Regions from separate parts of the Homo sapiens genome. Here region 1 is linked to region 2. The links are chromatin loops, found by intact Hi-C in ENCODE. Cell type or tissue: endothelial cell of umbilical vein. All regions are shown on one strand. Each heading gives the region's core, and the rest is flanking DNA. Links, peaks and the distances in the headings are about the cores only.

Region 1 (8,540 bases), core at 176-8,175, 180 kb after region 2:
GATGTGGATCCATTAGGAAGATACTAGTGGTAGGGGGTCTCTTAGCAGAGGGGAGTGCAACGGTGAGAGTATGATGAGGGTAGATACAAGGAAGGGTAGTTGTTCACCACAGTAGTGGACATGTAGCTGAATCCAGAGCTGATGTGAGAGGCCAGGGCTTCAAAGGGCCAAGGAGATAAAAGAAGGGAATGTGGCTCCAGTGCAGAAGACAGGGAGGGGTCTGAGAGTGTTGTGAGGACAGGCTGTGTGCATGAGAAACCATCTGTATAGGACCCCCAGCAAGGTCACAAAGAGGACAGTTCTATCTCAAGGACTGAGTTCTTTCCTGGAAGCATAGCTAGGACTTTTGTTATAGAAGCAAGTCAAGGAAGAGAAAAATTTTAAAGAGTAGATAAAGGAAATGGCCCTAGAAAAGTGACTCCCAGGCCCACATCAAATACTACTTCCATTAAAAACCTTCCTTGATTAATCCAGCGCAGCCACTTACATGGCATTTAGCTTTCACTGTCTTCTATTTTGAATAATTTGTGTTCAGTACTTATTTGGACTACTGAATTATACACTGAAGTTTTCTCCAACAGGATGGTTTTGCCCAATTTTGTGACATCAATGGGGAAAAAAAAGCTAGACTGATTAAATCATGCCTCAAATGCCTTTTTGAATGATTAGAAGTTGATATACCTTTGACTCCTTCTGGGCCTCAAACTGTAATTTCCTTAAACAGTTCACAATTCCAACTCTCTCTCTTTCTATCTTTTTCTTCCTGTCTCACATCACTGCCAAAATTTGTCCTAAATGTTTAAGCTATGCTTGTTGTATTAGTTTTGGATTTGTAGGGGCCAAGGAAGAACGTTCGCCTTCGTCCTCTGAAGGTTCGCTGAAAAGTCAACTTGCAAAAGGCAGAGGAATCAGAGTAAAGGCATACAGATTAAGGTGTATATATGGGAGCCTTTAGATGAAGACCCAAAGATACAGAGGAAATTGTCCATTTTTATGCTTAGGTTCAACAAAATTCCGCAGACAGCTATGTAGAAATATGAATGGAAAAAAAGGGTATGATGTAATGCTAATAGATGGACTGAGGAAACCCAGCAAGGCCTGTCTAGATTCTGCTTGGCCTCTCTGAGCATGCATTCCTTCCTTCTGGATATAGGGCAGAAGCCTCTCTGGAATGAGGATCTTATGACCTACAGTCAAAAATGTTAGCCCAGGTAATTTCTTTATGGTCAATTTTTACGCAGAAAGATAGAGGGAAAGTTAGAGCAATATTTTTAGGTTTTATGGCTGGCTTTGTGGAAAAGAGGTTCTGGTTTCTATGACCTGCCTTAGAGAAGAGGGCTTCTAGTTTCTAAAGAATTCTCTAGTTTCTACAGATTCTCACCTTGGGAGAGAATGGGACTGAGAGTTAGGGGGGCAGGAGAAGGTCAGAGAAAAACTTTTGCTTCTGAGGCTTTCATTTTGGGGTATTATTTTTGGAGCCCCAGCAACTTCCTTCATATATTTATGCAGATTGCTGTTGTCTAAAATGGTAAACTTTTAGAAGATGGGCACTGTCTTTATTGGTGTATTAGCATCTCTGCACTTTGAGTTAGAACAGTGATACTAAGCCCTAATTTTTCATTCTCCAGGTGATATTTTTTAGTGACATCCACTTTTTCTTCTTTGATAGTTCTAACTCCTTGACTAATTCTCAAAATAAATTCTTTTCAATTAACCATAATTTACAAATACTATGTGCAGAGAGTATTTCTAAGGTTATTTGGAAGCAGCAATATAAACATTTGTCATAACTCCTCCCAAATTGGAAATGGATCTATGAGAGGATAACAGCTAATAGTGTTACTATTCATATGTATAAAAGTGACTTAATTGATGAGGGTGAGGAGCAGGGCAGGTTAAATCTTTCCTTTTATGAATACTGTTGTTTCCTGATATGCCTAGTTTCAAGAAGTTGGGCAAGCTAGAAGTTGGATTATGACTTCATCACCTATGACTCACATGGAATGCACAATTTTGATCCAAAACTTTTGTTCTAATAAGATTTCAACTTCCAAACATTGGTAGCAATGAGAGCCAAGAGCAGGAATGTGACAGTGTGCCAGGTTGATCACAGTGTTTAGGGTTTTGTTTTTTTTTTTTTTGTGAAATGAAGTCTCACTCCATTGCCCAGGCTGGAGTGGAGTTGTGCAATCTCGTCTCACTGCAACCTCCACCTCCTGGGTTCAAGAGATTCTCCTGCCTCAGCCTCTTGAGTAGCTGGGACTACAGGCACGTGCCACCACACCCAGCTAATTTTTTGTATTTTTAGTAGAGAAGGAGTTTCACTGTGTTAGCCAGGATGGTCTCAATCTCCTGACCTCGTGATCCATCCGCCTCGGCCTTCCAAAATGTTGGGATTACAGGCATGAGCCACTGCACCTGGCCTATGCTTTCTTTTTAACAAAAGTTGTTTTCAACAAAATTTGACTTTGCTCAAGAATGGCACTAGTTTTTAGAAAAATTTTGGAGTGGTGAAGTCAAGGAATTTTCAACTGAAGTAGATCATGTGCTCATTGACAGCAGCAAAATGGCATCCGTGGGGGATCCTAACATAGAGGCACCATTTCTCCACTCAGGGAAAGGATTAGGCATAGAAATGCAAACATCAAGCTTTGCTTGGTACACTATTATTTCCTTGCTGAACTCCAGATGATAAGGTAACCAACTGGCCCTGAAATCGTAAGTGGGTGAATTCAACTATCAGATGCTTTACTGTGATAAAAGTGTCAATAATATCTCAGACTTAGGCAGTGCTTTGTAGTCTACAGAGAACTTTCATCTACTTTCTCTCACTGGATCTTATCACTTGATTCCTTATGATAGGCAAAGTTAATATGCATATTATCAAGTCCAGGTCTAGCTCAGTCCTTGCTGCATACATTATTCGTGCTTAACTACTTATAGAATTGAAGTTGTTGAATCTACGGTTTCAGATAAGAAAAGAATGTTTAATGATTTCTGCAAACTCAGCCATACCAGGTGAAACTGCTAAGACTTAAAGCCATCTTTTATGCCTTGTGTCCTCTGATGTTGCCATTGGCGCTTGTAAGAACACTTCTTTTCCCCAAGTCACTGTTGATACCAAAGAAAGCTATTATCCCCACATCTATCCCTGGTGCCACTGAGCGGTAAGGATTTGAACAAGCTTGAGAATAGTGTTTAAAGTAATTAGTTCCATATTAAAAAGAAAAAGAAGAGAGAGTAGGAAGGAGCAGTAAGCAGAAAGATGATTAAGGCTTTGGGTGTGGATCAGAATGGTATTTAAAATAAATACAACAAAAGTTATCCAATAATCAGTAAACAGTAATATAATTAGAATTTTTTTTTCCTATTTACTTCCTTTAACATGCAATGGGGGGAAATGGTAACAAAAAAAAAAGTCAAGGACTCAATCAAACAGATGGTTCTCAAGTTATTATTTTCTCCTTACTGTTGTTTACAAGAAAAAACTCCTTTAACAAACCGTGACTCACAGATTCCAGTGGGACCAGAAATTCTCTATGTGAAGGAGAGGAAAATAGTGGGAAGAGAACCCGCATCATAAACTTTTATTATGCACATTATTATGCCTCATTAATTAACCCAACCACTGTCCTAGTGACGTCTTGGGCTCACTTCACAGGAAAAAATTAGTCTGGATTGCCAAGTTAAATAGACAATTACAGGAAGATCAAATTATGCCTACATTGCATTCTGTCAGGGCATCAAGCCAAATTCATGTCAAACTCATAAGACTGGAATATCCTTAAAAAAACAGCCCTGAAGAACCAATGTCACAAGCCATTTGACGTCCACACGGAGGATGTATTGATCTTGCCTGAGCTTCCTTTCTCAGAATCGCATAACAGACCAAGAAAGAGGGCTTTCTGAGCATCTTACTCTCTTCCACACAGCAGCTGGCTAGATCCTTTGTTATGTACAATAAAGCACAATGAAACAGGGAAAAACATCCCACCTCATGAGCTCCATCCCTCATCCTGGCTGGCAGCTGTCACAGATCTGAAGAAACAGCTTAGACATTTAAAGAGAACAATGAAAATCCCCAGTGTAGGTTTTCCACAGTGGAACCCTTGGTTCTGTCCATGATCTTGAGGAACACTTTTCCAAAAAATCTGAGCTGAGGCCAAAATGAATAAAGCTCACCCCAGATTTTCAGAACCCACAGTGGAATGCCTGATGTCCCCAGCACCAGAGACAACACGATACTGGAGAGAATAAGAACAATTGCCACAATGCTTTCAGGTAAGGTGATGTTTGCTGGTGGTTCAGGACTCAAAAAGAGAATTGAATGTGTCTTGTATCTACTGAGGAATGAAAGTTTAAGAATTTAAGTGTGGAAGACTGGATGCAACTTGGAAAGAAAGCTTCTTCCTGATTCCCATTCTGGGACATTCCTCCTTTATAATCAGAAGTGTCTACCTGAAGCCTTTTTCCATGTTACTTCCATTTTATGAAGAACCCCCGCTCCCTCAAGTGGTAGAATCTATTTGCTCCCCTCTTGTGGTTTTCTATGAAACAAGAATTATGTTTTAAGAATCCTGAGCTCAAACCTAAAGAAGACTAGCAGGTTACATGTTATATCTCTGAAAAATCAGCTGACATATAAGTTCCGCTCCCTTGGAATCACCATATTGTGAGGAAGCACAAGCTAGCTGAAGGAAGCACCACATGGAGGAGAACCAAAGAAGTCAGAGAATAATGAGAACTTACCCATATGGCTTCTGTTAAATTGTCCCAGCCAGCTGTTACTGGTCAGCCATCCTAGCTCATGCCTGGAAATTGCGGAGTAGAGATGAGCTATCCCCACTGTGCTCTGTCTGAATTGTAAGCAAATAAATGGCTGTTGTTTTCTGGTGGCAAGTGTGGAGAGATATTTTTCCATGCAGATGACTAGAATACCCTCCAAATCTGGCATGGATGCTTCTCCTGTGATCTTTGTGCCATTGCGGACCTCCAGCATGTTACTATCCTGCTGCAATATCCAAAACAAAGATGTCTTTCTCTGGCCTTCTCCCTTGCCCCAATTTTGTCCTCTTTAAGGATGTGGAAACTTATTATCTTAATAGTCGTCACAATTTCTCTTAGGGAGGGAATTCTCTTCATTTGTAAATATAAGTTTCTGAGCCCCTGGGGATTGAATGCTCTGTGGGCAATAGTCAAGGCTTCCAAGAAAAATGGCTAAACTTGTCTGCCTAGGAAAGGAAGTGTTTTGGAATGTAATGAGAGAGAGAGGGACAGAGAGACAGAGAGACAGAGAGAGACAGAGAGAAAGGGAAGAGAGAGAGCTCTGAAGAGGCCCCGGGAGGCAGAAGATCTCCCCTGTGTAGGGAGGCAACCAATGGACAGTTCCCTATGACCCATGAGAGAAACTAAGGCACATATTGAAATGAAAATGACTACTGTAAAATTTGAATTTGCCTGGTGTTTTGACATGCTATATCCCTTCCTCCTTGTCCATCTCTTCCCCATAAAACCACCATATCTTACCACACTCATACCAAAAGCATGGGCAACAAAAGAAAACATACATAGGAGAGGTGGAGTAAGATGGTAGAATACAAAGCTCCACTGATTGCTTTCCCTCCCCACATCCCCACCAAAGACACCAAGTTAACAACTATCTACACAGAAAAAAACACCTTCATACAAACCAAAAATCAGGTGAACACTCACAGTACCTGGTTATGACTTCGTATCACTGAAAGAGGTGCTGAATAAATAGAAAATACACTCCTGAATGGCTGATGCCACCCCTACCCCACCCTGGCAGCAGAGGTGTGATGCAGAGAGCTTCTCTAGGTGCTGGGAGAGGGAGAACACAGCAGTTGTGAGGCACTAAACTCATACTGTCCTGTTAGAGGAGAAAGAAAAACAGCTGATCAAATTCACCAAACTCAGCGGATGCCCACCCACGAAGGGAGCATTTAAAGGAGCCCTAGGATGAAGGGAATCACTGATCCCAGCAGTTCAAACTTGAGTACCTTCAAACCTCACCATCAAGGGCTACAGCACTCTGTGTCTTCAAGTAAACTTGAAAGGCAGTCTAGGCCACAAGGGCCACCAATCTTAGATGACTCATAGTGCTGAACCAGGCCTACAGACAGTGGACTGGAGTGGGGGCACACAACATACTGAGAGGCCAGCTGGGGCAGCCAAGGGAGTGCTGGTATCATCCATCCCATAACCCCAGGTGGCACAGCTGGAGGCTCCAAAAAAGACCCACTCCTTCTGCTTGAGGAGAGGAGAGGGAAGAGTGGGGAGGACTTTGTTTTGCATCTAGAATACCAATTCAGCCACAGTAGCATAGAGCACTGGTCAGAGTTGTGAGGCTTCTTTTCCAGGCCCTAGATCCCAGGTGACATTTCTAGAGACACCCTGGGCCAGAAGGAAACCCGCTGCCTTGAAGGAAAAGACCCAGTCCTGGCAGCATTTATCATCTGCTGACTGAAGAGCCCTTGGGCCCTGAATAAGAAGAAGTGATACTCAGGTACTACGTCGAGAGCCTTGAGTGAGCCTCTGAGACTTGCTGGCTTTAGGTGAGACTCAGCACATTCCAAGCTGTGGTGGCTATGGGGAAAAATTCCTTTGGCTTGAGAAAAGCAGGCGGGAAAGTAAAGGGGACTTTGTCTTGCACCTTAGGTACCAGCATAGCCACAGAGCAGTAGAGCACCAAATGGGCTCTTGGAGTCCCTGATTCCAGGACTTAACTCTTAGATGGCATTTCTGGTCCTGCCCTGGGCCAGAGGGAAGTCCACTGACCTGAAGGGTGAGTCACAGGCCAGGTAGCATTCATGACAAGCTGATTTAAGAAACCTTGGGTCTTAAGGGAACATCAACAGTAGTCTGGCAGAACTCCTCGTGGCCTGGGCTGGCAGTGGCTGTGGGGTGAGGCTCTTCTGCCTTTGAAGGGAAGGGAAGAGTGGGAAGGACTGTGTCTTGTGGTTTGGTGCCAGCTCAGTTGCAATAAAATAAAACACCAGGTAAACTTCTAAGGTTTTTGACTCTAGTTTCTGACGCCCAGACAGTACTTCTGGACCCACTCGGAGGCGAGTGGGGGGACCTTGCTGCCCTGAAGGGAAGGACACAGGCCTGGCTGACTTTGACACCTGCCAATTGTAGAGCCCCAGGGCCTTGAGTGAATTGTAGAGCCCCAGGGCCTTGAGTGAACAGCAGGCAGGAAGTGGTTACAGCAGACCTTGGCTGAGACCTAATGCTGTGCTGGCTTCAGGTCTGACCTGGTGCAGTCATAGTGGTGGGGGCCACAGGGATGCTTGTGTTATTCTACTTGCAGCTTTAGGTGGCTCAGAACAGAGACAGATAGATTCTGTATGTTTGAGAGAAAGTAAGGGAAGAGGAATCTGCCTGGCAATCCAGAGAATTCTTCCAGATCCGGTCCAAGACCATCAAGACAGTACGTCTATGAGTCTGTGAGAACCATAGTGTTACTAAGTTTGGGGTGCCTCCTAAAGCAGATACAGCTTAGATCACAATATTCAAGCCCTTTCAAATATCTGGAAAGCCTTCCCAAGAAGGATGACTACAAATAAACCCAGACAGTGAAGACTATAATAAATACCTAATTCCTCAATGCCCAGACACTGACAAACTTCCACAAGCATCAACATCATCCAACTGAAAACATGATCTCACCAAATGAACTAAATAAGGCACCAGGGACCAATCCTGGAGACACAGAGATACATGACCTTTCAGACAGAGAATTCAAAATAGCTACTTCGAGGAAACTCAAAGTAATTCAAGATAACACAGAGAAGGAGTTCAGAATTATATCAGGTAAATTTAACAAGGAGATTGAAATAATTAAGAACCAAGCAGAAATTTTGGAACTGAAAAATGCAGTTGGCATACTGAAGGATGAATCACAGTCCTTTAGCAGAATCAATCAAGTAGAAGGAAGAATTAGTGAGGTTGAAGACAGGCTGTTTGAAAATACACAATCAGAAAAGACAAAAGAAAAAAAAGAGAAACAATAAAACATGCCTACAGGATCTAGAATATAGCCTCAAAAGAGGAAATCTAAGAGTTATTGGTCTCAAAGAGAAGGTAGAGAAAGAGATAGGGTAGAAAGTGTATTCAAAGGGATAATAACAGAGAACTTCACAAACCTAGAGAAAGATATCAATATCCAAGTAGGTTATAACCAAGAAGGTTATAGAACACCAAGCAGATTTAATTCAAAGAAGCCTATCTCAAAGCATTTAATAATCAAACTCCCAAAGGTCAAAGATAAAGAAAGGATCCTAAAAGCAGCAAGAGAAGAGAAACAAATAACATATGATGGAACTCCAATACATTTGGCAGCAGATTTTCAGTGGAAACCTTACAGGCAAGGGGAGAGTCACACGCCATATTTAAAATGCTGAAGGAAAATAACTCTTACTGTAGAATAGTATGTCTGGTGAAAATGTCCTTCAAACATGAAGGAGAAATAAAGGCTTTCCCAGATAAATAAAATATGAGAGATTTTGTCAACACCAGGC
Region 2 (8,540 bases), core at 361-8,360:
CTGTCCCCATAGAGAAAATGAAAGGTGTCTTTCTTATTTCACTTTCCTCTGGAATTATGCTGGCCCTGTCATTTTCTCCAGTGATTACTTTTTGCAAATCTATAAGACAAGCTATTATTGCGGAAGGTTTATTTGGCTTTTCTTCAATCCACAGTACTGTTAATATTCCTTTCTTGATTTTTCTGAGGGTCAAGGAAGACCTGGTTTACTGCTGGAGGCTTTATTTTTTCCTCTTCTCTGTATTCTTTCTCCCATGCAAAAGTCATTTTCCATGTCTACTACATTTCTCCAGAGCCCTCTCTGCTCTTGAGTTGAGTCTTCTACTGACTATCTGTAGTATAGCCTTGTAATAGAGTTTTATTATAAATTGAAATTAAAGTTGTCCCAAGTGTAACTCGAATTTCATCTCTCCCCATGCCAAGCCCTATTACCTCTCCAGTGTCGACAGAGAACCTTTCCTTCTTTCAGGTTGTGTAAAATTTGAAATCACACCTTCCAGACATAAGAGTGTGTCTTATGTCTCATGAGAGTGTGTACAGTGACAAGCAAATGAGGGGATGGAAAGATTCATTTTTCATATTTCCCTGCCTGTCCCCTCCTGCTTTCTACCTCCCAGGAGGAACAGTTGTGCTCACTTTGTGCAGTCCTTTAAGATATCTTTGCGGGAACAGTAGCAGGTTGGCTAATGGCTCAAAGGAACTTCTATGCTTCAGTCATCAAATATATCTCACTCTGTTTTCTTCTGTGAAACAAAAGCCATGCCACCTCCTAGCATACTTTATGATTGCCTGATGGATAGTTTGCTTTGAAATAACATATTATTAACAGATGACTTATAAAATTGTCTTTGCAGATCTATAATGGAAAACAACTGTTATTTAAAAATAGAGCCTTAGATGAAACTTTTTATTATTTAATATAAATATATATATTCAATATAACATACTTGATGCTAGTTATCAAATATTAAATGACTTCGTGCTTTTTTATCCTACTTTAAACAAGTTCTGTGACGTTGACCAAGTCCGTTATGCTCTCTGGGCATCGGTTTCTGCATCTCTCAAATGTGTAAAGCTGAAAAACAATTCTATTCCTTCTCTCATAGCTCCTTATTCTCTGCTTCTGTGAGTCTCATTCTGGTTTGGACACGCATGGTATGGACAATCAAAATCCACACATGACCTCTGGTCCTCTTGTTAGCCAATAGATTTGATCTTCTCTTAAAACACTTTAACTCGATTGACTCAAAAGAAACCAAATGGACTATTTGGACACATTCTTTGCATCTTGCTCTGCTGACCTCATAGAGTTTTTATGAGCAATTAAAAGATCAAGGAGGGAGGAGAAGAAGCAGGAGAATCAAAGGCCTTAGTCCACTCACAAGCTGGGTAGTCATTCCGAATCCTAAGTAAGTTGTCCTTCAGTCCTCAGTAGCCTGTGTACAGCTTCATCTCCTGTAGTACCACTGGAAATCCTGGATTTCCTCCGTAGAGTGGTTTTTAGCCTCTGTAAGCTATAAAGCTCAATGAGGTGATTGCTGTCCTCTGTGAAGATGAAGGCAGTTAAACGTCATCTGTAGGAGCCACCCACCTAGTCATGCTTCTGAGAATGGCACTAATGTGAATGGAGCCACGCGTCCCCACATCCTGTATTCTGGTGGGAATGCATGCATTCATTTGAGTAAAGATTGGGTGACAGTGCCCCAGGAGGAGTTGTCACATCTGTGGTTATGGAGCTATTTTCATTTATTTGTTTGTTCTGAAGTGAATGGATCATTTGTGAATTAAATAGTATTTTAGGCTGTGTGCGGTGGCTCATGCCTGTAATCCTGACACTTTGGGAGGCTGAGGCGGGTGGATCACCTGAAGTCAGGAGTTTGAGACTAGCCTGGCCAGCATGGCGAAGCCCCATCTCTAATAAAAAAATAGATATATAAAAATTAGCTGGGCATGGTGGTGGGCACCTGTAATCCCAGCTACTTGGGAGGCTGAGGCAGGAGAATTATTTGAACCTGGGAGGTGGAGGTTGCAGTGAGCCAAGATCACGCCATTGCGCTCCAGCCTGGGTGATGGAGCAAGACTCCGTCTAAAAAAAAAAAAAAAAAAGTATTTTAGTGCCTTGATCTAAATTAAGTCAACACTTAATTTACTTACTTGATTTAAGTAAATTAAGCCAACATACACTTGTTTATTACCTGCCTGAATGACCTATTGACCATGAGAATGAAATTTTATTGGTAGTGTAAAAAAAATTATGAAAGTTTGTTTACATTAATATCCAGCCTTCAGGGTGAACCACACTGAAGTTCTCCCTGATTGGGAAAAAATATACATATTTTTTCTTATCAGAATCTTATTTTTCTTATTTCAGAATCTTCAAGAGAAGTAGAATTTACTTTCCATGACCCCTACCACTTTGAAGAATATTTAGTAGTTGTTTTTTCTGGCATGTCTTTGTCAAAAGAATTATTTTTTATGCCAAAGAAACCTAAGAAGTATCCTAATGTCAGCACCTTCAAATGGAAAATGTTTCAAGAAGGCTTCTCATCATCAACCTGCTTTCATGTCCATTTTCATGTGAATTGTTGATGGGAAAATAGAATTTCATCACTACCGTTGGTGAAGACATTCCTAAGAACACAGAGTTAGTGCATGCAGTTACCTGGGGGGGTTGGGAGGGGGTGGGGGAAGAGGGCTTGCAGAACTTTATAGCAGCCCAGGCTCACTAAGATTTGCTATGTCCACTTATACACCTTATGAAGTCCTCTATGCCATGGCAAGTTCTCTTGGGAGTCACACCTTCATTTCTTGGGTCCCCTTGGGTTTTTCAGACCACCACTTATTAGTCACATGATCATTAAAAAGTAAATGCACCTCTCTGACATCAATTCTTAGTTTGAGAAATAGAATAATAATTCGGACCCAGCCTACCTCAAAGGCCCATTATCAAGGTCAAAAATGATGTATGTGATGAGCTTTTTAAAAGTAAAATTTATGAAGCAAACACGAAGTAGTGAATTGTGGTGATATCAACATTTTGATACAAAACTCACTTGGTTTAGTAATTTGAAGAGGATGCCATCTATATCTTTTTATAACCGGGAGCTTTTGATACCTTTTTCCTAAACTACAAAACTCATAGAACCTTCGTTAGCTTCTCTGTGCCCCAGCCCTTCAATAAATTGACATCACAATAGAGGTTAAAATAAGGCAAACTCACAGTGGCCTAGAGATACGTGTTTGTGTGTGTCTGTGTGTGTGCATTTAAGAAGATGCACGTGTACCTTTGACCTAGCACCTACCTGTGTTCATACAATTAAAAAAGAAATAATGACTCATTAAGCAAACAAGTTCTAGAAAAAAATACTCATTTAATACAATCACAGTGACTTCCTCACTGTTTCCACTTCATTGCTCCTTATGTGAGTAAAAACAACATGCTAAATGGAGACTTTCAGGACCCCGTGGGACCAATTAATGCCACGTGACTTCCTCCCTGCCTTCCATGAAAATAACTATATTATAATGGTCTGTGATATTAATATCAGCTTTGGAAAAGTCAGGCAGTGACTCCATAGGGAAGGAAGTGGCCTGTGCAAGAACTGTGGAATGTGCAGTATTTGACAGACTGGAGGCCACATCTTTTTATAAGCTACATCACAGAGTTAAACAAGGTGGGGGCACCAACTGGGCTAGTGGGTTAATTCAGGTTAAAAGGCCACCAGGGTAGTCTATCTCTGATCTTGAACTCCAAGAAAATGTGGTTACTGGGGGGAGTTTTGGAAATTAAAGTTCTCAGAAATAAAACCATTTCCAAAGCATTATTTTCCTCTGAATTTCTCCAGATTTCTGCCCACCACAGAGGCAGGATGTATTTTGACAACCTCTGTTTGTATTGGAGGGTAGACCTGGGATGAGGAGTGGTGGGTACACCTCCCAAGTGTGTTGGCAGCTTGATGGGGTTTTCCAGTGACAGTGGAGCACAGCAGAACCAAAGGGAATGTGAGCCACAACACTGGTAGCCAGTCCAGGCTTCCTTCAAATGCAGTTATAGGAATCCCAGGCCCATGCAACACCCAGGCCCCATCCTAGTCCCACTCCCTGCTGGGTCCTGGAGAGATTCAGTGTTCTCCCTGTGGCTAGGCAGATTCTCCTCTCTAGCATATGGCAATGAGCCCGTTAATTTTCTTGGTTGTAAATTGCTGTAGTGCATTAACAACACTCAAGGGTGGTCCCAAAGCACAATTGAGGATATTAAGTTCTCCTGGGAACAGATGTTTAATGGTACATCTAATTATCCAGGAAAGATTGCCTAAGACAATGATCTAGATCCAATTCCTGGACAGTGGCTAATGGTTTGGCCAGACAGTCAGAGGCTTGGAAGGAATAATATTGGAGAATTGGTGATGGGGAAGATTAGGGAAGAATGAACCCAATGTATGAGAATATTTGTGCTTCATCTGCATGATCCCCCAAAGGTTCCCACTGTGGGGAAAACTTTAAATAATTAAGATGAAAAAATGACTTTTTGTTGTTGTTCCTAGAGATGTCCATCAGAATCTTTCCCTGGTGCTAGACCAATGGACTCCAGAGCAGCCATGGTGGCAGGGATGAAGGCTATGCAGGAGCCTAATGACAAGGACTTTCTCTCATCATGGTGACCTGCCTAGTGACTCAGCTGAATTCCTAATTGATCAGGAGTAGCAGCCAGGTCTGACAACCAGTATGACACTGTATCAAAGAGTTCCAATCAACTACCTGGTAGAAGCCAATTATATTGAACCCTTCCATCGTGGTAGGGGCAGAAATTACCCTCACTGGAATAGATAGCTATTCTATATATAAGTTTACCATCACTGCTCTACTGTGCTTCTACTAACACTTTCATCATGTTTAAGAACTCAAATTCGTAAACATCACAATGGAAGTCTCATTCTACATTCTTATGTTTTATAATCATATTATTTTCTTGACATTTATTTTCCAAATTCTTGAAATAAAATTGAAGGTGACTCATAATATAAGGGTAATGTCATGCAAATAAACTTTTGAAATAATTTAAACAAGCTGACCCATAATAAAATTAAAATTGTAAGTAGATCCTTTATGAGTAAGGAACTTACTTTACTGAGAAAGAAATAAGACAATGGGCTAATTACCATAGAATTTACTGGTCTAGCCAGAAGCAAATGACCTTATGGAAAAACAGAATGGTCTATTGAAGACTTAGATATGGTACCCCTGGCTGCCAGCTGGCAGACAACATCTTGCACATTTAGGTGCTGTTCTTTAGGATAAAGCATTTACTTTCATTTAGCTGTGAATAAATGGCACTCTTTCTTCCTATTCTGGGATACACAGATTGAGAAGCCTTGGGAAAAAAATATAAGGCCACCAGTCAAAATTATATCTAATTATCCACTATTAAAATTTTGCATCCTGGGCCGGGTGTGGTGGCTCACGCCTATAATCCCAGCACTTTGAGAGGCCGAGGTGGGAGCATCATCTGAGGCCAGGAGTTCAAGACCAGACTGGCCAACATGGTGAAACCCCGTCTCTACCAAAAATACAAAAATTAGCTGGACGTGGTTGCAGGCGCCTGTAATTCCAGCTACTTGGGAGGCTGAGGCAGGAGAATCGCTTGAACCCGGGAGGCAGAGTTTGCAGTTAGCCGAGATCGCGCCACTGCACTCCAGCCTGGGCGACAAGAGTGAAACTCTGTCTCAAAAAAAAAAAAAAAAAAAAGAAATTTGCATTCTGTCCCAGGGCTCTTTTGATTAAGTTATTTTAGTGTCCAAAGGAGAATTGCTTCCACTGAGTGGTATTGTAATACTTCTATAAAACTGGATGCTGGAATAACCACTTGGACATTCAAAGGTTCTCATGTTGCTGGAAAATAATAAAAAGAGGAAGGTGGAGTTTTGCTGGGTTGACGGATCATGACTACTAAAAAGAAGGAAAGGAAGGACCATAGTACACCTCTTGTACCATTATTTTGAGTGGTAAATGTGAACAAAAGACTATTGCAAGTTTATACAAGCAGGAACAACAAGTGCTCAGATTTCTAAAGGCTGAATATTTTCCCTACTGGGTGCTAACTGGTTTCCCTACTGGGTGCTAACTAGCTGAGGCAGAGAGACATGGAATGGCATAAGGGAAAAGCTGAAAATACTAGCTATGGTCATATGTCTAACTGTAGAAATGCCTATTGTGTATAGAACGTGTTGGTGGTGGCTATACTTACCATGTAGTTTTCAGTTTTAGAAATTAAAGATGAGATTGTATCAGAAAGAATGGGCAATGGCCAGAGAATTTGGGCTGAAACTCAATGGAGTGAAAAAGAACTTTGTATTTTCTCTGTTTGAGGAAAGAGTGAGGATGTTTTTGGTTGCATGAGACAGGCTACCTATACAGTATAGAAATATTTTTGGAAGTGCAAGTTTAGGAGAAAGTATTTATGAGGAGGTAAAGCAGTCAAAGGGACAGATTATAATAGACCTGACTATCTAGAATCTGAATATTCTTATTTGGGAAGAATCCCCAAACAGGTGAGATAGCAGGACCCTGTTTTCCACTAGGAAGATAAGGAAAGCAGGTATTTCCTTTTCCTTCCTCCTGACCTCAGTATGTACATGTGGCCCACCCTTGGTCAGTCGTATTCAGGATCTCACCCAGGACTTTGCAACCTGAGAGAGTGATGCAAAGCCTGAGGGGTAGGTGGGGAGCTGTTTATGATAGTAAAGTCAGCACTGCTGAGAGTCCTGAAGTGGGGTTCACTAGCGTCTAGGGTGGCTGTGGTGACAGGGAAAGCAAAAACACGTGTCCAGAGCTGGTGAATTTTTTTCCCACCCCCGAGAAGGAGTCTCGGTCTGTCGCCCAGGCTGGAGTGCAGTGGCGCGATCTCGGCTCACTGCAAGCTCCGGCTCACTGCAAGCTCCGCCTCCCCAGTTCACGCCATTCTCCTGCCTCAGCCTCCCGAGTAGCTGGGACTACAGGCGCCCGCCACCATGCCCGGCTAATTTTTTGTATTTTTAGTAGAGACGGGGTTTCACCATGTTAACCAGGATGGTCTCAATCTCCTGACCTTGTGATCTGCCCGCCTCGGCCTCCCAAAGTGCTGGGATTACAGGCGTGAGCCACCGCGCCCAGCCCAGAGCTGGTGACATTTTGACCAGACTGTTTCAGTGCTGTGATCTCAACTGTTTTGGATTGCGTGACCTTCCTTGATTCCTATCCACTTTATGAATTGGCGTCTTCAGTTTTCATGTTGATTTGAGAGCCATCCATTATTCCTCCAATAAATATTTTTCCTGGTTACCATGGCCAGAGTCAATTCTCATTATTTGTGCAATGATGCAAAGGCTCGAGATGCCATTTATTCCACTTGGAAAGTCTAAATGAAGCCTTTTTCTCATGAAATTGGAAGATATCATGGTCACTTTGGGGTTGGTTACTGCCTTGGTAAACACTCCTATTTTCACCAAAGGCTTGAGTACCTGACTTTCCATGTAGTGGCTGTCTATCCTCTCTCTTTCTTTCTGTATAAAAGGGCCTTTCTCTTAGAGAACATGGCATTTTCTTTTTCTTAAGACATGGTTAGGAGACAATATGAAGAAATCATCACTATAAAGCAAGCAGAATTTTTCTTGAAGTAATTCCAGCTATTGTTTGGGGACTGATTAGATGCACTCTGACTACCTTGATTCAAGGTGAGTTCTTTTTCCATCCAGTTAAAGTTATGCTAACTTGCCTTCCATTTTTATAATGTAAAGTTTACTTCCTAAAGTTGTCAATTAGTGCCAATATATTCCGACCCTCTTCTTCCCATATAGCCCCTTGGGACATTAAATATTTTATCTCCTTGGTGTTCCTTACCCTAACACAATTAAACTCCCCCTGGTAAAAACACAGGGAATTTGGGAGCCTTAGCCATAGACACATAGTTTTATATAGACAGAAGTCCACTCAGTAATACAATTAGCCATAGACACATAGTTTTATATAGACAGAAGTCCACTCAGTAATACAATTTACGTTAGACCTCTTGAACTAAAAGGGCCCTTTGAGAATAAAGAAAACACAACATCTTTTTCATGGAAAATGTAAAATTCATGTAAATTTTTCATTCAACAAATGAATACATCCCATGTAATCAACACCTCTGTTAAGATAAAATACATTTTCATCACCAGAAATTTTTTAAATTTTTGAGCAGCTATTCTGCACCAGGCATTACCCTAGTCTCTGGAGATTTATATATGAACAAACTAAAATACCTTACACTTACTTTGTGAAATATTAATTATAAACAAATAATTAATCTATGTCCAAAGGTGACAAGTACTATCAAGAGAAACAGAGCAGGGTAAAGGCTTTGGGAGAGTGCCAGAAACATGCTTGGATGTTCAAGAATCTAAGCAAAAGCCACTGCAACTGCAGAGTGAGCAATAGGGAGAAGATGAGGTTCAGTGGGGAAGCAGAATGTGTAGGGCCTTGAGACTATTGTAAGAAGTTAGGCTTTGGCTTTGAGATGGAAAGACA

Evidence for each region. Hi-C counts contacts between places; a loop is a spot of excess contacts. Peaks named below come from ENCODE experiments on the same cell type or tissue, not always from the same donor. Only the 100,000 strongest peaks of a DNase experiment are listed, where the experiment ranks them.
Region 1: a loop joins it to region 2, with 9 times the contacts of the local background. A loop is called at or near these places in 2 of 110 quality-filtered maps.

Annotation. Positions count from the first base shown.
Region 1 is chr1:221,390,593-221,399,132 of GRCh38, forward strand. All of the region lies in intron 3 of LOC105372932 (a long non-coding RNA gene), which reads left to right. Among named protein-coding and RNA genes, the nearest start is that of LINC02817, 59 kb to the left of the region's middle. In endothelial cell of umbilical vein, for the core only: no CTCF peak of the experiment used is centred there; DNase peaks (open chromatin) are centred at 1,999 and 3,709; H3K27ac peaks cover 1,696 bases.
Region 2 is chr1:221,213,754-221,222,293 of GRCh38, forward strand. No RefSeq gene overlaps it. Among named protein-coding and RNA genes, the nearest start is that of LINC02817, 120 kb to the right of the region's middle. In endothelial cell of umbilical vein, for the core only: no CTCF peak of the experiment used is centred there; a DNase peak (open chromatin) is centred at 3,478; H3K27ac peaks cover 462 bases.